2 separate regions of the Homo sapiens genome follow, and region 1 is linked to region 2. A link is a loop called in an ENCODE intact Hi-C map of the cell type or tissue named here. Cell type or tissue: CD14-positive monocyte. All regions are shown on one strand. Each heading gives the region's core, and the rest is flanking DNA. Links, peaks and the distances in the headings are about the cores only. Region 1 has its middle 36 kb from the start of PAPSS1. Region 2 overlaps SGMS2 (sphingomyelin synthase 2).

The links. A loop is a pair of places that touch in the nucleus more often than their neighbours do. Peaks named below come from ENCODE experiments on the same cell type or tissue, not always from the same donor. Only the 100,000 strongest peaks of a DNase experiment are listed, where the experiment ranks them.
Region 1: a loop joins it to region 2, with 6 times the contacts of the local background. A loop is called at or near these places in 109 of 110 quality-filtered maps.

What each region holds. Positions count from the first base shown.
Region 1 is chr4:107,750,214-107,762,759 of GRCh38, forward strand. No RefSeq gene overlaps it. Among named protein-coding and RNA genes, the nearest start is that of PAPSS1, 36 kb to the left of the region's middle. In CD14-positive monocyte, for the core only: CTCF peaks have their summits at 7,835 (motif pointing right) and 8,036; a DNase peak (open chromatin) is centred at 7,258; H3K4me3 peaks cover 848 bases; H3K27ac peaks cover 2,255 bases.
Region 2 is chr4:107,907,297-107,919,842 of GRCh38, forward strand. SGMS2 (sphingomyelin synthase 2) reads left to right here. Exons shown (of 7, transcript NM_001375905.1): 6 at 1,269-1,435; 7 at 3,054-7,751. The coding sequence ends at 3,257. The region is part of intron 1 of CYP2U1-AS1 (CYP2U1 and SGMS2 antisense RNA 1); the gene reads right to left. It overlaps LOC107986298 (a long non-coding RNA gene), which reads right to left. Exons shown (of 2, transcript XR_001741784.2): 2 at 1-3,253. Among named protein-coding and RNA genes, the nearest start is that of CYP2U1, 18 kb to the right of the region's middle. In CD14-positive monocyte, for the core only: CTCF peaks have their summits at 6,226 (motif pointing left) and 6,430; a DNase peak (open chromatin) is centred at 6,165; H3K27ac peaks cover 480 bases.

The DNA.
Region 1 (12,546 bases), core at 3,114-11,113, 160 kb before region 2:
ATTTATTTATAGAGACTTAAATAATTTCATGGTTTATTATAATAATTTTCATTCATTTACTTTTGTACCTCTTTATCAGTAAAAATTAAAAATCAAATAAAAGTTATAAAATATTTAATCACAGAGAAACCAATTTAATTGTACATATTTCTTGCAGTAAACAAATTAAAATGCTTGCATACAATAAGAAACTAAGAAAAAATTGGATTGAACTTGAGACACGCATTTGTTTATAAGAGGCTAATCTAATTAAAAGCACATCTGTTTGTTTATGCTGCAAGAAATCTCAATAGCAATTAGGAAATTATAAATTCCTAACATAAAAACTAGCCCTAATTTTAGTCAGAGGACACCATCCTGTTATTTATAAGCTTGGGGGTACTAATTATTTACCGTGCAGAAGGTAAAATGCACTAGTGAAACACAGTACTCCTTCTCCTTCTCCTCCTCCTCTTCCTCCTCTTCTCTTCTCCTTCTCCTCCTCATCCTCTTCCTTTCTCCTTCTCTTTTGCTCAACCTTCCCATAACTTCTAGTCCTTTTCTCCTTCGATGTCCAAAATACCGAGTAGGTTATAATATCCTGCGTTTTTGTGATGCAGAGTCCTGAAAAAAAACCCACACATTCATTTCAAGCAAGCCACTCAGAAGCCCAGATGTTGCATTACTATGTTATAATGGTGAGAATCTTCCCCATTTTAGAACTCACCCTTTTCTAGGCTGAGCAGCCTAGTAGCATAAGATGCACAGGATCCTAAATCACAGTTCTTCTGTCCTTACATTAAAGCTGCATTCTTCTTGGTTAACATTACTAGGCATGACTTTCTGATATTTACACAAATTATTTCATACAGATGTTTTAGTATATGCAAATGACTAAGCAGAGTTGTTTAATAAGAATTTAAATATTTAAGACTAAGTTTTCATTTTGGAATTACAGTAACACATTTCAAGAGAATACAAAAAGATGCACTAAATAACATTATGTCCAATAAAGCACAAAGTTAATAATGTTGTTTAAGGAAAAACTGGAAGAAAGAGGGCATTTTTTTCCTATTTCTTTCAACCAAGTGTTTGGAGGCTATCATAGGGTTGTCTACTTTGTTTTGTGTTTCTTTTTAACATGTTGGCTTCAATTCTTCAGTTTTGACCTTTTGATCTGTCTTTCATCTGACAATTCCAGGACAAATGCTGGAGTATAACACATATTTAATGGAAGTATTATAATTCAGGCAGACTGGCATCTCTCTGGTTCCTATAAGAATTTATTTCTATCAAGCAACAGTAGTACTCTATGTTACCTCATTGGTTAGCATACAGTGCCTAGTGTTAACTTTCCTTTACCTTCTAATCATAAATTAGATTCTACTATGCTAATCTTAAGAGCAACCGTTGTATTAAAGGAAACAGATCACTATAATTCAATCTAAATTTACTTAGAAGTAATTATTTCATTAAAGGTACTATACCTGAATAGATCAAGAAACTGCTCTCTAGTTGTGTTTCTGCATAAATAATAAACTGACTGAGACATGAAAGAGTACCCTGAAGAAACTATAGATATGAGTACGGTGACTCACTGGTTTGAAGAACAGAAAGTTTCTCTGTGATGCTCCACAATGTTTTCCTTTCTTCTAGTTTTTTTTACGTTAACTTTGTGATTTGTTGGACATAATGTGTGTATACAATCTGCCCTCTGCAAACTGGAAAGTTACAAAAGCCCTTGGTGTAAATATTTAGCCTTAATCCAAAGGCTTGGGAACTGGGAGAGCTGACAGTGAAACTCCCAATCAAGTTTGAAAGCCTGAAAACCAGGATAGACCATTAGTGTAAGTTCTGAGTCTGGAGGCCCAATAACTGGAAGCTCTGATGTCCAAAGGCAGGACAAGATGAATCCACTAGCTCAAGAAGAGAGAGTGAGGACAGGCACAGTGGCTCACATCTGTAATTCCAGCACTTTGGGAGGCCAAGGTGGGAGGGTTGCTTGAGGCCAGGAGTTCAAGACCAATATAGCAAGACCTCGAGCTCTACAAAAAATAAAATTAGCTGGATGTGGTGGCATATGCCTATGGTCCCAGCTACTCAGGAGGCTGAGGCAGGAAGATCACTACAGGTTGAAGCTGTGGTGAGCCATGATCATGCCACTGCCTTCCAACCTGAGAGAGAGAGGGAGACCTGACCTTCTCTGGGGGGAAAAGAAGAAGTAGAGAGAGAGGGAGTGAATTAATCCTTCCTCCATCTTTTTGTTTTACTGAGCTCTGTAAGGATTAGACAATGCCCACCCACATGGGTGAAGGTGTGTCTTCTTTTTCCCAGTCCACCAATTCAAATGCTAATCTCTTCCAGAAACTTCCTCACAGACACACTGAGAAATAATGTCTTACCAGCTATGTGGGCATCTCTTAGCCTGGTCAAGTTGACAGTAAAATTAACCATGACAGGAGTAAACCTAGATAAAGCAAAAACTACAGAAAAACATATGCAAATATGTTTTACCTCTCATCAAATCCTAAAAAAATGATATTTTATCTAAAGAGAAAGAACCCAAGATGGATAAAATCTTTGATATGTTAATTCCATTTTTACTTTGTGTCTATGCATGGAGGAGTATGGGGGTATAGGTATACACAATACATACTTATGTACATACTTGTATAAAAATAAGACCAAGTTATTTTTTCACTTGGACATCAAGGTAGAGATACTATAGATGTCTGTTAAAACAGAATTTGGGGGGAAAATCTGCACTGATTACTCTTTAACCAATCAAACTAGTCAGGACTCCTTTGGTCACAAGTGAGTGAAACAATTCAAATGCAATTAAGACGAAAGTGTCTTTATAGGCATAAAGAACTGAAAAGTTTAGATGTAGTACAAACTTCTAACACAGCTGGTTTGAATGCTCAGAAGACATGAGGATTGTTTCTATGAATCCCTCAGCTCTCCGTCCATCTGTGTCAGCTTTACTCTGGAAAAAGTTTTTAATGAGGAATATCAGTTTGGCCCGCAGCTGTTCCAGGCTGCCATCCTAGACTAAAAACTTCAGCAGAAAGACAGGAACCAGAGAGATGCAGGTCTGTCATGCTAGGAGGTGTCCAGGGACTGCATCTTATCTTTCTGTCCTTGACAATAAACCCACCTATTCTAGAACTTATCACAAGGCTGGGGTGAGGGCAGTGTATGGAATGTTCTGACTGGCCAGACTAAGCCACAGGTCTTCTGGAACTTGGGGAGGGGCTGCACAGTAGGAGATGTTATTCCCACACAAATGATAAGAAAAGATGGAAAATGGAATAATTCACTAAGGAAAGTTGGAAGTTCTTCTACCAATATTGGGAGGGATAAATACTTGACAAATAGCACCTTCATATTAACCTGCTTAATTTCTTTCTTAGAAGGGTATACAATAGGATGGGGTGGGAAGATTCAGTTATTTGTACTTGATAGTTATTTGAATTCTAGAGAAGGGAGAGTTTATTCAGTTAAAAAAAAAGTAGATTCAAGAAAAGTTTAAGGACTGTGGAAAAGATAACTAGCTCTCAGGGACAGTAGCAAAGAGCAACTGGCCAAAAAATCATACTACTGAAGTTTTACAGTTGATTTCCTTTGCCTTTTCTGACCTAGCATCACCTTTTGAGCACCCTTTCCACATCTAGGCAACTTTCTGCCTTTTAATCCACCTCCACATGGTAGAAGCCAGAAAGCTCACTTTGCCACACTCACTTGCGGCGAAGCTACAGGCATATAACCTAGGCTACCCCAATCACACACACCCATGTGAGACATCATCCCAGAAATGAGCTACATGGCAAGGCAGGAGCTGAAGGAAATCCACATTTTGGCATAGGTAGCTGCTGAGATGTCATCTCTCAAGGTCAGAATGACAGAATTCCTGATGTTTCATATCCAGAGTGAGTGGTGTATGCTTTAGTGTCCAGTTGCATCAGAGCCTTTACTGCCACAATCTCACAATGTGGTTAGAGCATTGTTTCTGACTGCATAGCCTCCAAACCCAACTCTTTAACCCTCCAAAGACTCTCTGAGCTATCTAATATTCCTTAAGAAATATCCTTTTTCTGCTTAAACTAGCAAGAATCTTAATTTGTAAACAAAGACCCTAATTGAAACAGTGACTGTATCAAATTTCTAGGGCTGCCATTACAAACTACCACAGAGTAAGTGGCTTAAACAACAGAAATTTATTTTCTCATAGGTATGGAGGCTAGAAGTTAGAGATCAAGGAGTCTTCAGGGTTGGTTTCTTCTGAGGCCCCTCTCCTTGTCCAGGTGGCCATGTTCTCCCTGTGTCCTCACATGGTTTTCCCTCTGCAGCCATCTGTGTCCAAATTTCCACTTCTTATAGGGACGCTAGTCATATTGGATTAGGACTCACTCTAATTACCTCTTTAAAAACGCTGTCTCCAAATACAGTCACATTTTGAGGTACTGGAGGATTAAGACTTCAACATATAAATCTGGCAGAGACACAGATCAGCTTGTAACAGTGACCATAACTGTACCAGAGATAACAAAGAGGACCAAGATTTGCAGAGAAGAAATTTACCGTTGCTATCAAAGAAGTTAATGTACATACTCTACAAATGAAAGAGGAGTATTAAAATATTTATATTGGAAAGACAAATTTATGTACTGAAATTTACCACAAGTATAGCATGGTGTAAAAGAGAAAACTGAGCAATCGTTAGATGAGTTTACCAGTGCAGACACTAGATCCTAATAATAAAATTGGGTCAAAATTATTTGGATAGTTGACTAAACTTTATATTGAATGTTATACAGTGACCCCAACCTAAATTCTGTACTTACTGTAGGAATAAGTATAGCCCTCCTAGATTAAGAACACGGACATTGGACAGTCTCTTGGTTTACACAAATCACAGTTTTGCCACTTACCAGCTTTGCAAGTTTTCTGTACCTCAATTTTCTCATTTGTAAAATGGGAGTAATTAACGGCATAATTTTAAAAGTCAAATATGCATTATATGCAAAACATTTATAATACCTGGCTGATAATGGTTTGGATTTGTGTCCCCACCCAAATCTCATGTTGAATTGTAATCCCCAATGTTGGAAGAGAGTCCTGGTAGGAGGTGATTGGATCATGGGGGAGGATTTCCCCCTTGCTGTTCTCATGATAGTGAGCGAGTTCTCACAATATCTGGTTGTTTAAAGGTGTGTAGCACCTCCCCCTTCACTCTCTTCCTCCTGCTCTGGCCATGTAAGATATGCCTCCTTCCTCATCACCTTCCGTCATGATTGTAAGTTTCCTGAGGCCTCCCTAGCCATGATCACTGTACAGCCTGTGGAACCATAAGCCAAATAAACCTCCTTTTTTTTTTTTTTTAAATAAATTACCCAGTCTCAGGAAGTTCTTTATAGCAATGAGAGAATGGACTAATACAGAAAATTGGTACTGGGAGTTGGGCATTGCTATAAAGATACCTCAAAATGTGGAAGTAGCTGTGGAACTTTTTAATGGGCAGAGGTTGGAACAGTTTGAAGAGCAAAGAAGAAGACAGGAAGATGAGGGAAGGTTTGGAACTTCCTAGAGACCTGTTAAAAATGCTGGTAGTGATATAAACAATGAAGTCCAGGCTGTGGTGGTCTCAGCTGGAAATGAAGAACTTATTGGGAACTGGAGCAAAGGTCACTCTTGCTATGCTTTAGCAGAGAGACTGGTGGCATTGTGCCGCTGCTCTAGGAATCTGTGGAACTTTGAACTTGAGAAAGATGATTTAGGGTTTCTGGCAGAAGAAATTTCTAATCAGCAAAGCATTCGAGATGTGGTTTGGCTGCTTCTAACAGAATGGGCTCATATATGTGAGCAAAGAGATTATCTGAAACTGAAACTTATATTTAAAAGGAAGAAGAGCGTAAGAGTCTGGAAAATTTGCAGCCTGACCATGTGCTAGAAAAGAAAAAAAAAATTTGTTTGCGGGGGAAATTCATGCCAGCTGCAGAAATTTGCATAAGTAAGGAGGAGCTGAATGTTAATAGTCAAGACAATGGGGAAAATGCCTCAAAGGCATTTCAGAGAACTTCAAGGCAGCCCCTCCCAATACAAGTCCAGAGGCCTAGGAGGGAAGAGTGATTTTGTGGGCCAGGCCCAGGACTCCATTACTCTGTGCAGCCTGAGGACTCTGCTTCTTGTATCCCCACTGCTTCAACTCTAGCCATGGCTAAAAGGGCCCCAGATATGTCTAAGGCTGCTGCTCCAGAGGGTGCAAGCCTTAAGCCTTGGCTTCCACGTGGTGTTAAGCCTGTGGTACACAGAGGGCAAGAGTTGAGGCTTAGCAGCCTCCACCTAGATTTCAGAAGATGTATGGAAACACCCGGATGTTCAGGCAGAAGTTCAGCTGCAAAGGCAGAGCCCTCGTGGAGAACCTCTACTGGGGCAGTACAGAGAGGAAATGTGGGATTTGAGCCCTCACACAGAGTCCCCACTGGGCCACTCCCTAGTGGAGCTGTGAGAAGAGGGCCACTGTCCTCCAGACCCCAAAATGGTATATCCACCAATAGCTTGCACCATGCACCTGGAAAAGCCACTGGCACTCAACGCCAGTCCATAAAACCAGCTGAGGGAGCTGTACCCTGCACAGCTACAGGGGTAGAGCTGCCTAAGGCCTTGGGAGCCCACCCTTTGCATTAGTGTGGCCTGCATGTGCAACATGGACTCAAAGGGGATTATTTTGGACCTTTGAGATATAATTACAGCCCTGCTGGGTTTCAGACTTACATGGGGCCTGTAGCCACTTTGTTTTGGCTGATTTCCCCTTTTTGGAATGGGTGTATTTACCCAATACCTGTATCCCCATTGTATCTTGGAAGTAACTAACTTGTTTTTTATTTTACAGGCTCATAGGTGGAAGGGGCTTGCCTTGTCTTGGATGAGACTTCAGACTGTGGGCTTCTGAGTTAATGCTGAAATGAGTTAAGATTTGGGGACTGTTGAGAAGGGATGATTATATTTTGCAATGAGAAAGACAATATTGGGAGGAGCCAGGGGCAGAATGATATGGTTTGGCTCTGTCACTACCCAAATCTCATGTCAAATTGCAATTCCCATGTGTCAGGGGAGGGGCCTGGTGGGAAGAGATTGGATCATGGGGGCAGATTTTCCCTTATTGTTCTTGTGATAGTGAGTGAGATCTCTCACGATATCTGCTTGTTTAAAAGCGTGTAGCTCTTCCCCCTTTGCTCTCTTCCTCCTGCTCTGGCAATGTAGGACATGCCTGCTTCCTTTTCGCTTTCCTCCATGATTCTAAGTTTCGTAAGGCCTCTCTAGCCATGCTTCCTGTACACTCTGTGCAACTGTGAGCCAATTAAACCTCTTTGCTTTATAAATTACCTAGTCTCAGGAAGTTCTTTATAGCAATGCAAGAATGGACTAATACATGGGCATTCACTAAACACTCAACAAATCGTGGTTATTACTACCTAAAACAAACTAAATTCCTTCAGAAGTTGTAAACATCCAATATATTTTATTCTTTTTAATTTCCCATCCAATACATTTCCATGACTAATTGCAGTATTTTCCTACCATTTCAAAGATTTTTCTCCCAACCTTCCCCTCATGTTCTTTATTTACCCTAAATGATCCTGGGCATTTGCTACTTTCTCATTCTAGTGCTTTCCTCATTCACAGCTGTCTTCACATGTATAGATACATAATCATTAGTAACCTCTTCCTTTCTTCCCTAAATTTTTAAAACTCTCCTCAGTTACCTCAGGAAATTCCTTCTTGATCTCTGGTTCCAATTTTAAAGAGTCAAGATCCAGTTATATTTTGAAGTAACCTTTTTATATTACACGAATTTTATGGGAATAATTCTAAAGGTGAACACTAGATGGCAACATTTTTAAATTTTGCTGTTCTAAAATCTAGTCTGATAGATGGCAAATGCTGAGAGCCTCCAAATAGGAGTATATAGTTCTTTAGTTTCTTAAACATTTTTTCCTTCTAGTTTTTAAACATCAGATAAGCTTTTAGATCTCTCCATAAAGGAACTGTATGGTGTTTAATTCTTAAAAATAAAGCATTTCTTTTTTATATCTTATATAATCCCTTTTTATATCTTATATAATCGTTCTAAAATATTTTCTAATTTTATTTTTTCCTTAAAATAACAAATCTAAGCTGTATCTATTTATTAATTGTGCCATATTCTGTTTAAGGTATTTTCAGTAGTTTAGTTCTTTGAAATAATAAGCTTTTATTTAATTTTACAGAGAGCTAGAGATGATATTTTATATAATATATATAACAGAGGTATACATACTTTTTCCTTTCCTCATGTGTTTTCTTATGGAAATTTGAGCTCAGAGACTAAAAATAACAGGTGAGAATTTCCTGTCATGAGGATGAGGAAGAGTAGGGGTGTAGTTTCTACGAAAAAGTAATTGTTTTGCAAATCTTCTAATTTTCCTTAGGAAGTGAAAATGTGAACTGGGATTTCATTCCTGGTAAAAATGTAAAATTCTTTAAATAAAAATATACCTTATTATAAAAATATATTTTACACTAAGGAGCTTTTAATACAAAACATCACTTAGGACTCCAAGACCAAAATGGACAAAGAATAGGAACGATAAAGAAGACATGCAAAAAGCTAATTACCACATGAAAAGGTTAAAAATCACTAGCAGTTTTACAAAGCAAGAATCAAATGCTCTTTTGCCTTTAAGTTTAGCAAAAATAAAAACAATGTTTGCTGTCTTCCCCTCCCCATTATCAGACTGAATATTCAAAATATTGTAGTAACAGCCTGAGTTCAAATCCCAGCTCAGAATTCTACCTATCTATCTGGACTTGGTCCAATTTTTTTACTTCTCTCCACTACAGTTTCCTAATCTGTAAAACAGGACTAGTTAGCAAAATGAGGATTAAATATGTTAATCCATGTAAAGTTTAAAAAAGGGTACCTGGGCTGGGCATGGTGGCTCACGCCTGTAATCCTAGCACTTTGGGAGGCCGAGGTGGGCATATCACAAGGTCAAGAGATCGAGACCATCACGGCCAACATGGTGAAACCCTGTCTCCACTAAAAAATACAAAAATTAGCTGGGTGTGGTGGTTGGCACCTGTAATCCCAGCTACTTGGGAGGCTGAGGCAGGAGAATCACTTGAACCTGGGAGGTGGAGGTTGCAGTGAGCCAAGATTGCGCCACTGCACTCCAGCGACAGAGCGAGACTCCGTCTTAAAAAAAGAAAAAGTACCTGGTTGGCATGATGATATTTTGAATACACTGAGTTAAAGAGAATATATTATTAATTTTGTAAGAATACCTGGCATATATGTGTTTACCTAATATATGTACCAGTTATATTAGCATTGTATAAATATTACATAGTATAAATATTATAATTTTATTCCAGTGGTGGATTGGGTATAGAATGTTTAAAAAAATAAACAACAGAACTATAAAGATAAGTAGACAAAAAAGGCTACAGAAATATTATTAGAAAAAGAAACAGAAGGATCTTCTAGAAATGTAACTGTTTAATTTTTTAATCAATAAACAGATTAAACAGGTTTTAAAGGTATTTAGAAATAAACTGAGCATCAATAATATTCACAATCATAAATAAACTTAACTCACTATTAAATGGTTGATTGTCCAGTTGTATTTAAAAAATCCAGCTAAATACTGTTTAGAATACGGGGACATAAAACATAAGGACATAGTAAAAAGTTAGTAAAAAGATATACCTGACAGATATTAACCAAAAGAAATCTTGATGGAATATTAGTATTGAAACAAGTTTATGACCAAAAATATAAAAACAAAAACAAATCACCCCAAAACATTATTAAGGAAAACTAAGTTCACCAAGAAGCTTTAATGATTTCAGTTTTGTATGTGCTTGATAAAAGAGCCTTAAAAATATAAAGCAATAATTGATAGAATTACAGGAAGAAATGGACAACTCTACCATATAATGGAAGATTTCAATATTCATTCACTCATCTTATTCAACAACTATTTTTGAGTGTCTGCAGGCTAGGGACTCTTCTACTCACTGGGAAGAAAACATAAAAATCCTTACCTTTTTGAAGCCTAGATTATAATGGAAGGAGAGAGAAAATATATACAAATACTTAAATATAGTATAACCTTATGGAAATATATCCAGGATAACATAAATTCTAAAACTATAAAATGGATGTTTCGCTCCCATCCACCACTCTATCCTACATGTAGAACAGATAGGGAGGAGGAATATTGCTTTTGTTCTGAGGTTGGGGGATGGAATAGGGTACATAATAGATAGGGCAGCCAGGCAGCAAACTAGCACAAAATCCACAGGAGAAGTGGAGTTCGAATCCCGCTTGCTCAGTAATTGCCCCATTCAATATTCCCAAACTGGGCCAACAAAATTTGCACTATCTAGCTAGGAATTTCCTGGAATCATTACTGCTTTCCTGACGTCCAGTCAACTACAGGCCCGGAATCAATCCCGTCAATATTTAGGTTGGAGTGGACAATCACCGCCGGGTGGTGCCAAACTGCTAGGACCAGGATTGATTCGCATAGTGAAGCAATATCTCCAGGACTGTGCACTCTCCTACTCATTTTATTAATTTCCCGCTGAAAAACAAGAAAAATAAATCAAAGATGAAAGGTTGGAAAGGAAGACAAAGGACTTCATTATTTTACAAATGATACAATAGTGTATACAAAAATTCCAAAGACAACCTACTAGAAGCAGTAAGTTTACCATATCATTGCTATGCAAAATTCAGCTGCATTTCTATAAAAATCTAACAAGTACTCAGTAAACATTTCTAGAGCATAACAAGCACAAAGAAAATTTAATGTAAAAAGAGATTCCATTTAAATAGCTCAAAAATAGAATACCTAAAATTAATTTAATGAATAATAATAAAGCCTGTACAGAAACGTTATGAAACGTTATTAAAATACACTCAGATCTAAATAGGCTGTGTTCATGGAAAGGAAAACTCAATTTTTTTCAAAGTCAGTTGTCCTCAAATTGATCAAGAGAGCTAATATAATCACAATCAAAATATCAATAGAAATTTTGTGAAACATGACAATTTCAACATAATTCTGAAATTTATGGAAAAGCAAGAATATCCATGGCATGCCTCAATTAAAAATGGAAACTTGGCCAACAAGATATCGAAACTAATGATGAAGCCATAATAATTCAGATAGTATTTTGGCATAGGGAAAAGCCAAATGACCAACTGAACGAAAGAGAGAACCCAGAAAGACCAAAGAATATATGGAAACTTGATATATAACAGATGGCAATGGTGATCAATGAGAAAAGTTTATACTAAAATTAAACAGATAAATTTCTATTTATAATAAATAAATAGGGAAAAAATCTTTCTACCTTAGAGTAAAATCTTATGTAGATGGAAAGATGAAGGTAGAAAATCACCATTTGGCAATCATCATAGTAATAACTGATTCAGACAAAATTGCCAACCAATGCCAAAACTAGTGGGTTGCAATTTGGTAAACAACAGAGTAGTTACATCCTCTCAAACTACTTCTACTTAAATTACTTTATTACAAAGAAGAAAAAACAGTACTATTAGAGTGAATAAACCTTGAAGACATCACCTTAACCAAGTAATCAAAGTTGACAATATCAAAATTGGGAAAAACTGATATTTTATTATTTCTGTTGTGTTGCATGGGAAAGAACACAACCTCATCTATATAGTATTCCTGATAAAAAATGGATAACCTAAATGCAATCATAACGAAACATCCCATGAAGAAAACCTACATTCAAGGACATCCTACAAAATAATTGGTCTGAACCGTTAAAAAATGTCAAGGTCAAGAAATATAAAGATAGACTTAGGAACTGTTCCAGATTAAGGGAAACAAAAGGGACATGACAACTAAATGTAATACGGGATCCTGGATTGGATCCTGTACCGGGGGAGGAGGAGATGGAAGGGTAGAACAGGGTGGCTATAAAGGATATTTTTATTAGGACTATTTTATTAGGACAACTGAAGAAATTTTAAAATAAATTATAGACTAGGTAAAGTATTACATTAGTGTTAAATTTTCTAATTTTGATAATTGAATATTCTCATTCTTAGAAAACATATGCTCAAGTATTTAGGCAATGAGATGTCATCTGCAACTTATTCTCAAATGGTTCAAACAACAAAACATGCATAAAAAGAGATAACAAGAAAGCAAATTTGGCAAGTGATAATAATTGAATCTGGTGAATGGTGTACAGGAAATTTTGCAATGTTCTTGAAACTTCCCTGTGCTTTACATTATTTTTAAAATTAAAAGCTAAACAATAGCAAGAGAATGGTAAATAAAAAACTGAAAACAGTGGTTACCTCAGAAAGTTGGGGAAGGCCGCAGAGTGAGAGAAGGGAGAAAAACATAGGTAAGTGCAACAGTGCTGGTTATATTCTAGTTTCTACATTAGAAGATGGAATTTTGAACATTCATTGTGTTATTTAGCTTTAATTATCTATGTGGTCAGCCCTCCATATTCATGGGTTCTGCATCCCTG
Region 2 (12,546 bases), core at 2,917-10,916:
TGATTTGGTATTTCATTTAAAGTTCTGGAAATGGGCTGGGCGCAGTGGCCCATGCCTATAATCCCAGCACTTTGGGAGGCTGAGGCAGGCAGGTCACCTGAGGTCAGGAGTTCAAGACCAGCCTGGCCAACATGGTGAAACCCCATCTCTACTAATAATACAAAATTAGCCAGGCATAATGGCGCACCCCTGTAATCCCAGCTACTCGGGAGGCTAAAGGAGGAGAATCGCTTGAACCCAGGGGACAGAGGTTGCAGTGAGCCAAGATCGTGCCATTGAACTCCAGCATGGGCGACAAGAGCGAAACTCCCTCTCAAAAAATAAATAAATAAATATAAAGTTCTGGAAATGGATCCTTTTGCTATTCAATCATCTTTCTACATGTGAATGTAAATATCACTATAAATGTAAACATAGTTAAATATGAAATCAATTTCAGTTTATTGGATTAACTTTTATTGTGAGCTAATACAGCTTTAAAATAAAACAGATCACCAAGCTGCTAGAGATGAACTCTGGTTTCAGTTATATTTGTCATTAACACTTGTGTGAGAAGGGGAGGACCATCATGTTTAAACCAGTGAGTGCCACAGTTGTCTCTTACAGCTAGTAAGTAGAATGAACTTTTAAGTGGCTTTACCAGGAAGGCTGAGTCCATAAGTGAATGGTTAGGAACCCTAACCTTTACAGAGGGAATGTTTTATAGTTTCTATTGGCAATAACAGTGTAAAATTGCTGAGAATCAAAATATTGCTAGCCACAATGCCATTCCTTCTGACCCCCTTACCCTACACATACCCCTGGAGAAATAATATAAATTTAAAACCTGAAATTACTCCTGCTTTCCCATTTCCCCCCTTATTTTCATAGACCACCACCTTTTCTTTTGATCCCTACTATCTTTCTTTCCAGTGGGAAAGTGGCTCCTTTATGTGAGCCAGTATGCAGCAATTCCAGCAAACCTAATAAGAAACAATTCTGTTCTTTCTTACTAAACAGCTTATTCACGTGGGTAAGGCCTAGAATGTCTAGTGTTACCAGCTTCCCCAGTGAATGACTATTACGCCCGCTGCCAGGGAGCCCCTCTGCCTCCCTCCTACCTGAGCAGATCCTGGGCAGTTCATAGTGACTCAGTTTAGGTTATCAGTTTTATCCTTCTGGTGACTTCCTGATCCTGGGTTATTCTACTTAAGGTCGTTAGGACAGACTGTAATCATTACATTCATCTCTGGGAATCTTATTAACTCTGTAATTTTTCTACTGTCCAGATTCGCCTCGTCACTTCTGGTGGTATCATTTAATCTGCTGGCTGCTGAGTGCTGCCGGGATCATCTGCATTCTTGTAGCACACGAACACTACACTATCGATGTGATCATTGCTTATTATATCACAACACGACTGTTTTGGTGGTACCATTCAATGGCCAATGAAAAGGTGAGAGCAGTGAAGATGCTTGGATAATTTCTTTTCTTTGAATGCAGTGGACCCTTTTCATGTCGTGGGGTTTTAGATAGCCTAATGGGGATAACCGATGTTGCCACATTCACTTAAACATATATCCATTACTGCTTTTTAAAATAAAGCAAAGAACTTCACAAATATAAATGCCATTTATGGATAAAAATGCCATAAAGTTATGGAGCACAGTGCATTGCTAATTCAGGTAACTTAAACTAGAATGAAAAAATATATGTACTAAATTAAAATTTAGGAACCTTCTCTGTAAAAGCATTGTAGTGCAGCTGGGTAAGACATAATCCTGCCTTCAACTTAAATTAATTTTAAGGAGAAGGTAACAGCTATTTTTTTTAATTTTTTTTTTTTTTGAGACAGAGTCTTGTTCTATTGCCCAAGCTGGAGTACAGTGGTGCAATCTTGGCTTACTGCAACCTCCACCTTCCAAGTTCAAGCGATTCTTGTGCCTCAGCCTCCCAAATAGCTGGGATTACAGGTGCACGACACCACGCCTGGCTAATTTTTATTTTGTATTTTTAGTAGAGACAGGGTTTCACCATGTTGGCCAGGCTGGCCTTGAACTCCTGACCTCAGGTGATCCTCCCACCTCGGCCTCCCAAAGTGCCAGGATTATAGGCGTGAACCACCGTGCCCAGCCGATAGCAGCTATTGTTTAAAATCACACAAAATAAATAGCTTATGAATGACTGGATTTGGTATATCCTCTGGTGATAATGGTGCTCTCTGGCTTCCCTTCTGATTCTTCCTCATTTGCTACTGCTGCTTCCTTGTTTCCAGATGCCTTTTCTTTCTTCTCCCATTGAAACTTAAAGAGCTAGCTCAAATGCCACCTCTTCCAGGAAGCTGTCTCTAACTCTTGCTCTCTTCCTCTGGTCCGAAGGCAGAATTATTCCTCCCAGTCTCTCTTTTCTCCTAGTCTTGGTATGTGTCCTTGGTGTAATAGAGTTGGTCTGTGTACCATGACTTACTTATCTTTGAATAGACTTGCCATATTGTCAATTTGGAGAATTTGTGAGCAATTGAAATATTACATTTCCAAAGGATCTACGTCCAACTCTTGGTGTCCACTAATAAATGCTCTTTCTTTGGATTACTTTATTTCTCTTTGTAGCTCTGTTTCCTATTTTGTAGTCTCCCATTTCCATCTTCCTTCTTACACTTCCATCTAGTTGACTACTGACACCACTGAACCAAAATTTTCATCTTTCCTCTTAAATGTGTTCAACTTCTGAGCTCTTCTTTCACTCTTTGACTTGCTTGGCCCCTAGATTTGATCACTCACACATCCTGAAAATTATTCCTCCTGAATAATTCTGAAATCCATTCCCAGAGTCTCCATTCTTACTGGAATTGCAGGCAGAAGAAATTGCATGAGCCACAAAGGAAAGAAAGACACCTAGGTGTGTTAGGGGAGCGGAGTCATGGTAGAGTTAGGGAAAGGACATGAAAATCATTACTGCCATGTGATTCTGAATTCTGTTTTCCCTAGGTTACAGTGAATGACAATTTAAGAAAATAATTGGGATGCAAATTGAGAAAGATATGTCTCATTTAAATTTTTTTCTACCATTTACAGAACTTGAAGGTCTCTTCACAGACTAATTTCTTATCTCGAGCATGGTGGTTCCCCATCTTTTATTTTTTTGAGAAAAATGTACAAGGCTCAATTCCTTGCTGCTTCTCCTGGCCGCTGTCTTGGCCTCCTGGCTGCTTCAAATCATCATGCAAAAAGTATTCACGGGTTCAGAAGATTGGTGAAGACAATGAGAAATCGACCTGAGGAGCAAAACAAAGGCATCAGCTCTTACACCAAAAGAGTTAACGCTGTAACCAAAGGTATAGTTTTGTTTTTTATTTTAGGAGAACTGACTGGTAAATGAAGAAATGGACCAAATTTTGTGTAAACGATTAGAAAGATGAACAAAGTATTGCCCTTTGACTGGTTTTCTTCTTCATCCTGAGAAAGATACATTCTCTTGCAGCTCTTCATTCATTGGTGACAAGCCCCCACCCCGGGACTTTACTAATGAGCTTGTTAAAGAGGTGCCAAAGAACATATTCCTCCTTTCTTTATTCTTTCTCCACCAAAACCCTCTACTTCAGAATTTTTTCAGGATATTTTTCAGCCCAAGGTCAGAAGAATGTGTTAATATTTTAAATAAAATATCTGGACATCTACAGCCACTGTGTAAATAGAACTGCCTAATGTTGAGAGTGGTTTTTAGCATTAGGTTTAGCAAGGGGGAGATCCGTGGGTTGTGCGTCAGCTTTGGGTGAATTTTGTTTCTACCCTGTCACGGGGAAAGTTCGGGTTGAGTCCAGGAGTGCACACTGCTGCTGCCACCCAATGCGCTACATATCACTTTTTTTTGTTTTGTTTTGTTTTGTTTTTAAAAGATCATTTTATCTTAAAAAGGAAAGCTGATCCAAGTAAACACGAAAGTATTTGACACACCCCACAGATTTTACATGTGTGTAAATGTTTCACTTTAAAATCTCTATGACAGATACACAGGAAACATGAGATGGTTTCTGCTAATGAGTGGCCCTTGAGTACACACTTAGATGCTGTCTGCCCTGTAAATTTGGATCTGGTGCCCCAGGGCAGTCAACTCTTCTAGCACAGGCTGAAAACACGTGTGTGTCAACTGAGGTTCACACCACTTGGGGAATGAGCCTGTTTTCTTTCCAGGTCAGGCCCTGGTGTGAGATCAATTTTAGGGCTCCTAATTGGAGCACAGAAATGTATTTGGTCAAATTTCATTGAAGGTGATTTCTTCCTTTTTCTGTTGTACTTTATGGAAAAACCAAGATGGAACCTGAAAGTTAATGTATCCTTGCTTTTAGCAAGAGACTCAGTTTCTTATAACTAGTCCTAAGGACATATGCCGCAATTGAGTAATTTTACTTTTACCCTATGAAAATAACATGGTGCTGCACTATAATATACTCTCGGAATCAGTGTGTTAGTTACAGCTATACAGTGAAGGGGGATAACTGTTTCTAAATTTCTTTAAGGTGATGCCAAAAAATGGATTAAAAAATCTGATCAGATTTAATGTTACCAGATTTAGTGCATTATTTAATGCTATTGGATCTTTTGGATAATTCTTGGCTTAATTTCTTAGCTACTTGAAGGTTAATTTGCAAGACTTTTAAAACCTTAGAAAAGTTTTAAGGTTGCAAAGTTATCAACACTGGGGCAGAGGGTGGAGAGGCCAATGCGGGTAGAAGGAGGCAGTTATGTTTATATTGAAGGTGAAATTTTTCTTTCATTTAGAATGGAAAACATCCCCAAATGTATCATTATAAACTAGTCAGCCTTGACTACACAAAATTGACCTTTAAGTTGCTTGAGAAAAACACAATGCAAATCGTTCAGAAGGGTCAACATCCTTTGGTGCTAAAATCTTGTGTATGTTTTCAGAATGGCTTTTTCTGTATGTTATAGAATAATCACTAAAGGAAAGGTAGTTGAATTTAAAGTCATGAAGCAAGACTCTTTAATTCAGTTATTTTAAACAAGAATTAAAACCCCAAACATCCTTGGCAGGCTTTGAAGCACACAGAATTTTCTAGTATTTCTTATTAAATACACCAATAATAAACATATACTTAGTTTACCTGATGAGTTTAGACATAATTCTATATAATGTTCGCTTATATTCATTTATTAACTAGCAACACTTGTGCAAGAACAAGGTATTCTGCTTGAAAACACTGATTTTTAAGTTCCTGTTGCCCGATTGTAAAGAAAATCATCTGACACAGAAGCCTGGATTTTGCTCTCCTAACACTGGTGTTTTCCTTGAGCCTCTAATTCAAATAAAACAAACTGATACACCTTACAGCCTTATTCATCTGTGTCTGGATAACTCACTTTTCATCTATTGAATAAGAAAAAGTGTTTAAACTTAATAAAATAAAAAATTGTGCACCAATTACTACAGATCCTTGAAACAGTAAGCCTTGGATTTTAGTCAAGTAATCCAGTTTTTTTTTAATTTAAAAAAAACCATCACCTTTTAAAGAACTTTAAAAACACCTGTGATGCCAATGTGGACATTGCCGCTGCCATGTCTTTACACGCATGTGTCGTATAGCTCTGTCATCGAGTTGAGGAAGTCCATGGTTTGCAAATAAGGGTGGGGGAATCAAAATTTCAAGATGGAAAAATAAAACAAATAGTAAAACCCATTTACATGTAGGAAAGAAAAGTTGAGCTTCAACCCAATGTGCCACTTTGATATAAAACAAGTATGATATATATATAAACTGAAGATATAAAACAAGTATGATCTTGCCTTTGAAATCATAAATGTTTGGGGTACCTGTTCTTTGCCAGTTAAGATACATATCTTATTATCTTTGTTTTTTTCAAGTCTATGCTCCTGTTTGAAGCTTTTCCTGTAATTTAGGTTGTCTGTGAAATACCTATAACATATAATTCCTATAGAGTATGCCACATTTTTTTTCTAACTCATTTCAAATGAAATTCTCTCAGATTCTAGTTTTTGAGCTTGTCCACTAGATCTGAAAATAAAGCATCCTTTCCTGAGTCCACTTGAACTAATTGTGAATTTGTTACTTAATTTACTGGCATCTTGGGAAACAAGTTTTGCTGTGGCAGGAAGGCTGTTTTGAGAGTGAGCGTTGAGTCTACTCTGGTTTGTGGATGACATTGCATTAGGGTTATTTCCTGTATTACCAGTGCCCCCTTGTGGCAATATACTTTATGACTTGGAATGCAAACACCACTTTTAAAAGCCTGTTTTCAAGTTTTTGAAAGGCATTTGTTTTCTGTTGTTTGCCAATAATCTGAAAGTATCATGTGAAAGGAATTATTTTAAAAGCATTTTAAACCTTTCCCAAAGGTAAAATGTGCTCAGATTATAGGCACTTGTAATTCTAACCTTGTATCCATTTGATCAAAGAAAATTTGTAGAACATTTTTACCTCTCATGATCACAATCATTAGTGTCTCCCTTTATAACGACCTATGTTTTGTTTACTTTGAAACACCAAATTTGTTGTCTTGGTTTTTTTTACATGACAGAACTCATGCAGTTTCTTTTTTAGTTGAAAGTTCACATCTTGCCCCTTGAATAGTTTGAACATTTCTTTCTTAATTCTTTTTTGTTTTTGTTTTGCACTGTAAAACTGATGAAAACTTTAAGCCAATCTTAATGCACTAGCCTCTGTAGTGTAAGGAAGTGTGAGAAGGAGTTTCTTAATGAGTTTACACGTTTAAATCAAGCATATTATAAGTTATATGCCATGTGTTGAAGGCTTTTCTATTTATATATATAAAGATTTTTAGTATTTGTTTTTAGTGTCCTTGTGTTGCAATAATTTAACTCCTTTGACTCAGTTGCTGAAAATATTTCTTCTATTAAGAAGTGCTCTTGACTTCAACACCCAAACACTGAAAATCATGTCAATGTTACCCAAAGATAAGTTTTTATACAGATACACACCTTATAAGTTCTGATTTATTTTCTTACTCATTATGCTGTGTTCTAAATAAATCATGAATGAGAAGAGTGCTTTATTGTGAAATTATTTAAAACTGTCCTTTAAAAGAAAAAGAGGAAACGATGAACAAAAACTAATCTAATTGCCAAGTTAGAATTCATTATTTAATTTACCTCCTATGCAATGATTAATGCTGCAAAATGTATGGTTATGTTACCGTATATTCACAAAAGAAATATTATTACAAGGTTTCAGAGGTAGCCAATTGCATTCTTTTGGAAATTTACTGTACTGTTTCAATGTGTTAAGTGCCTTGTTGTAAAGTAAAATTTTAAGTCTAGATTCATTATTTTCCTGACATATATTTTTCATTATGATATCTACTGTATGCTATTGTGATAGTTTTATGAAATGCTTACATTTTAATCAAATATGTAAATTTCAGAAGCTCTTTTTTCCTACCCACCAGTACCTTAATCATTGGTTTATCACATTGGATTCAAATTCAGGTTCCTTTTTTGATAAAGAGGAAATTTGTTTTCCATGCTTGTGATTTTGTGTTTGTAAACATTTCAGGAGGAATTTAGGAGTGTAACTATAGTTTATACTTCTATAATGTTGTCTTACATTTACATTTTTAAGTGCCTAATTGTTAAAACTGATTTATGTTTCTCTTCTAAAGAGGATATGTGTACTTGGTTTCTAATCTCTTTGGTTTTGCTTTTTAAAAAATGCAAGAGCCTATACTTTGTATTTACCTAATAAACCACAGTGACATCAACAGTCTTTTCAAAATTAATATTACTGTTTCTTTCCATTTACAAAATGTGTCATTTTTAAAAGAGTTCTAGTTTTAGAGTACTTGTTAAAACCGCAAGAGGGATATTTTCTTCAAGCACTATTTTTAAAATAAAGTAATAACTTTCAATTAGTGGATTTAAGGTGAAAAATAATTCAGAACAATACAAGGTCATTCATGGAGAAGAAAATAATCACACATTCCATGATTCTGATTTTCATTGTTCACAAGAGGACAAAGTCACTCATGAAAAGCAGACCCCTTTCTGTCACTAGGTCTCCTTATGCCTTCACAAGACAGAAGCCTAAGGTAATATCCTCAACTGGAGTTTGCTAGACATTGCAACAGCAAGGTGCGGTAAGTAGGTTTTGAATCTGCTGATGACAAATGCCCCTCCTCCAAGATAAATTTTGTAAAAGCAATTCATTGGGGTGAAGTGAATAGGATAAGATAATAAGGTTCAAAGAGTAAGTTACAGGAGATAGTCCAGGCTTTATCCTTAGATTATCTAGAAATGATGGAGCATAGATCAGAATAGTTTTTCTGCCACCTCCACCCAGACCTTGGATGAAAAGCTCATCACAGTGACGTTCCCATCATCCTGTGGAAACACTGGCATGCTGATTTTGCTGGCCATATAGCTTCAAAGTCTGCCCTTATCTAGAATGCATCGTGCAAGAAACTAACGTGAACTCTTGTTCATCGTGCAAGGGACTAACAGGAACTTTTACTAAGGGGCTAATTCATTCTGGGTTCCATTTGTTTTCTTCATACAAAAGCTCTTGAGTGTGCCTCCTACGAGAGGATAAAACTCTCTGGGCATTTTTGAAAGTACTGAGGATAGTGAAGTTTTTTAAAGTAGTACTCTGTCTCTTACTCCAATAAGGAATCAATAGGCACTTTACAACTGCAGTTAAAGTGGCATTTTCAATCACACTAATCATGGGCAAGTTTCCTAAGTAATTAAAACCACTTTAAAACAAAAAAGAATGGTGATCATTCATGCTTGGTTTGAGATCTCTACCTCACAGCTGTTGATTTTAGAATTAGAATGTAGTGGTGTGTCCAAACAAGTTTTGCCACCAGGATTAGATGCTAGTCTCACTAGAAAGTGAATTTAAATTCGCTTACTTCAACCCCCATCTCATCCCCACCACATTTAAAGATAGAAAAGTATCTATATGATCTATATGTCTACTTAACGACAGACTCAGCTTCAAGTCTGTAAGGTTTTTTGATTGCAGGTCATTACAGTCTTGACCCTGCGTAATGCCTTCAGTCTCTCCAGATGATCATGCTATTAAGAGGTCGCCACAACTTTTGATAATATTCATCTTCCCTGATATTTTGAATCTCCTGCTGAGACACAGGAAGACAGGAAACTAGACTATGTTCACCAACCATTTGAGTGATTCTGTGTGCCATACACTAGAGCTGCTGATACATAAAATTCCTGACATTTAAGTGGAAATGTCTGCACTATAAGACTCGCCCATAACTCCTAAGTCACATCATAAGAATTTCAATTGCATAAAATATATGCAAGTCTTAGGAAATGTTTGTAAGTTTTAGGAAATGTTGGTCAGGGCCTTCATAGCCAGCTAGATGTTTCAGAAGTGGAAGTGAATTGCTTTTCTGGATGCATTGTCACTGAATTTTACCATTCTTTTCTATTTAATATTTTAGCAAAATTGCACAATAGACATCAAATTTTATCTCATCCAAAGGTTGGGAGAGGTCATATTTTATCTCATCCAAAGGTTGGGAGAGGTCATGTTTTATCTCATCCAAAGGTTGGGAGAGGTAATGTGCCATGGGCTCTGAGCATCCATCCAGCACATTTTTTGCTGGGCATGCTGAGTGCAAGGCCCTAACTCCTGTTACCCAGGCCATTTCTCAGGATTGTATTTGCAGTAAGCAATGTTAAGTAATGAGGTAGCATATCACCCTAAATAAAGAGAAGTCTTTTTTTCTGTTTACTGTAAAGCAGTAAAAATGCGAAGCTCAGTGGTCCTCAGTTGAGGTGAAAACCCACTGCATATGTAACATCTGTCTTCACCTCTCCAAGTCATCCCCATGGGATTTGAGAGACAAGGGAGCCAAAGGGACCATGCTGACACTTTGGATACTGCTATGCTATGTGTAGTGAAGTCCTTTGTCTCTGACTCAGGAGTCTTGTGTCTTCTAGCATCCAATGAAACAGGAACAGGCTAACTTGTGGGCTTGTAAGTAAAGTCATAGATGCTTCACGAATTGACATGTAAATTTTATTTTCTTCTAATAAATAAGAATATCAGAAGCATAATACTGTATTAAGTTAGGATAGTAATGGATTATGTATTACTGTGTGTGTATATAGATATATGTATATAATGCACATTTAATCCATATGTGGCACCCGTAATCAAACATAGCATTTTACAGTTAACGCTTGGCATACATTTTTTAATCTAAGTTAGGATAGTAATGGATTATGTATTACTATGTGTATGTATATAGATATATATATATATAAAATGCACATTTAATCCATATGTGGCACCTGTAATCAAACATAGCATTTTACAGTTAACGCTTGGCATACATTCTTTAATCTTCACAAAACCCTGTGAAGTAAGCAAGGCAAGAGAAGGTGACCCCATTTTATGACATGAAAGGGTTCATAAATGTTAGAGCTAGAACTTGAGTTTTGTTTTTGTGGGCTGTAGCTTGCTGCCTCCCTGTCGTAATTACTATGGTCACCATCACAGTTAGGGTTTTGTTAGGAAATTAGTTTCAGAAGCAAACTGTCCTTGGGACAGGTTCTTTGTCACATGCTACAGATTTTTCTTAAAATTACAATTTACTAATTTCAAAGGGGAGAAAAGTTGGCTCCTAGTGCAAAATGGCCTTGAAGGCAAAAGAACTCCTCAAGAATCCTCGAGTGTCTGAACCCACAAGTTTGTTAGAATAAAGCAAACTCACTGTCAATGAGTTTTAATGTCATATGTCTCAGATTATGTTTCCAAAGCCCCCACTCTGCCTGCCTTTCCCACATTGTGCACACTAATCAGATACATGAATTGTTTAGCCGTAATCTCTCCAGAAACTTCCAGAAAAGTGAATGATGAATTGCTAGTGTGGAAATGTCTTTTTTCTAATAAAAAGAGAAGATTTCATTCACTAATCTATGGCACCCTTGACCATGGGATTAAGAGTGATCCTGTTATCCCAGTCCCAAGTATTAAGTTGGTGCAAAAGTAATTGCGGTTTTTGCCATTGCTTTTAATTTCAAAAAACACGATTACTTTTGCACCAATCTAATAACTCCAGCTGATCCAGCACAGTGACACAATATGTTTAGTACCATCCTGTACCACCAACAAAATTACTGTATTTCACCAGTAACTAGTGAGTTGATTTTTTAATAACCTGCCTATATATTGGAGAGAATATCAGAGTTTGGGCAGTTCTCAGAGGATTTTGAGATTAAATTATATCAGAATTCAGTTCAAAAACAAATAATTGTTCAATATTGTTTTGTATAGCAGCCTTTACAAAAGAAGTGGTGACAAGTCTTCTCCTGGAGCTATATAAAATGAAATTGCCCAAACTGAAAAAAATTGCAAATATGTGGGAATTAACCAACACACTTAACTGGTGGAGCAAAGAAGAAATTGCAAGGGAAATTTGATAATACCTTGAGACAAATAACAAAAATGCAGCATACCAAAACTATGGGATGCAGCAAAACCAGCACTGAATGAAATGTATACCTACAAATGCATATGTTTTAGAAAAGAATAATGTAACTTTAGATCTTAAGGTACTTGAAAAAGAAGACGAAATAAAATTCAAAGTTAGCAGGAGGAAGGAAATAATAAAGACTAAAACAGAGATAAATAGAGAATAGAAAAATAATAGAAAAATCAATGAAATGAAAAGTTGGTTCTTTGAAAAGAGCAGCAGACTTGACAAACCTTTAGCTAGATTGCCTAAGAAAAGAAGGCTCAAATTACTAAAATCAGAAATGAAAGTGGAGATATTACCACTGATTATACAGAAATAGGATTATAAGAGTACAATGAACAAATGTACAAAAAACCTACCAGTACCGAATCATGAAGCAATAGAAAATCTAAACAGACCTCTAATTAGCAGGGAGGTAGAATGAGTAATCAGAAACTTTTCAACAAAGAAAACCCTGAACTGTGGCTTTGTTGGTGAATTCTACTATGCATTTAAGGAAAAAAGTAGCCAGACGTGGTGGCTCACGCCTTTAATCCCAGCTCTTTGGGAGGTTAAGGTGGATGGATCACTTGAGCCCAGGAGTTTGAAACTAGCCTGGGCAACATTAACAAAACCCCATCTTTATCAAACAAACAAACAAAATAGCTGGGCATGGTGACACATGCCTGTGGTCCCAGATACTTGGGCACAAAATAGGAGGACTGCTTGAGCCTGGAAGGTTAAGGCTGCAATGAGCTGTGATCACACCAATGCACTCCAGCCTGGGCAAAAGAGCGAGATCCTTTCTCAAAAAAGAAATAAAGAATTAACATCAATACTTCTTAGACTTTTCCAGAAAGAAGAAAGAACACTTCCTAATTCAGCCTGTGAAGCCAGTTATCACCAATACCAAAGCCAGACAAAAACACTACAAAAAAAAACAAAACTTAAGACTAATATACCTTATAAACATTGGCACAAAAATCTTCAACAAACTACTAGCCAACTGAATTCAGCAGCATATTAAAAGGGATATATAACAAGACCAAAAGAGATTTATTCCTGAAATGCAAGGATGGTTTAACAT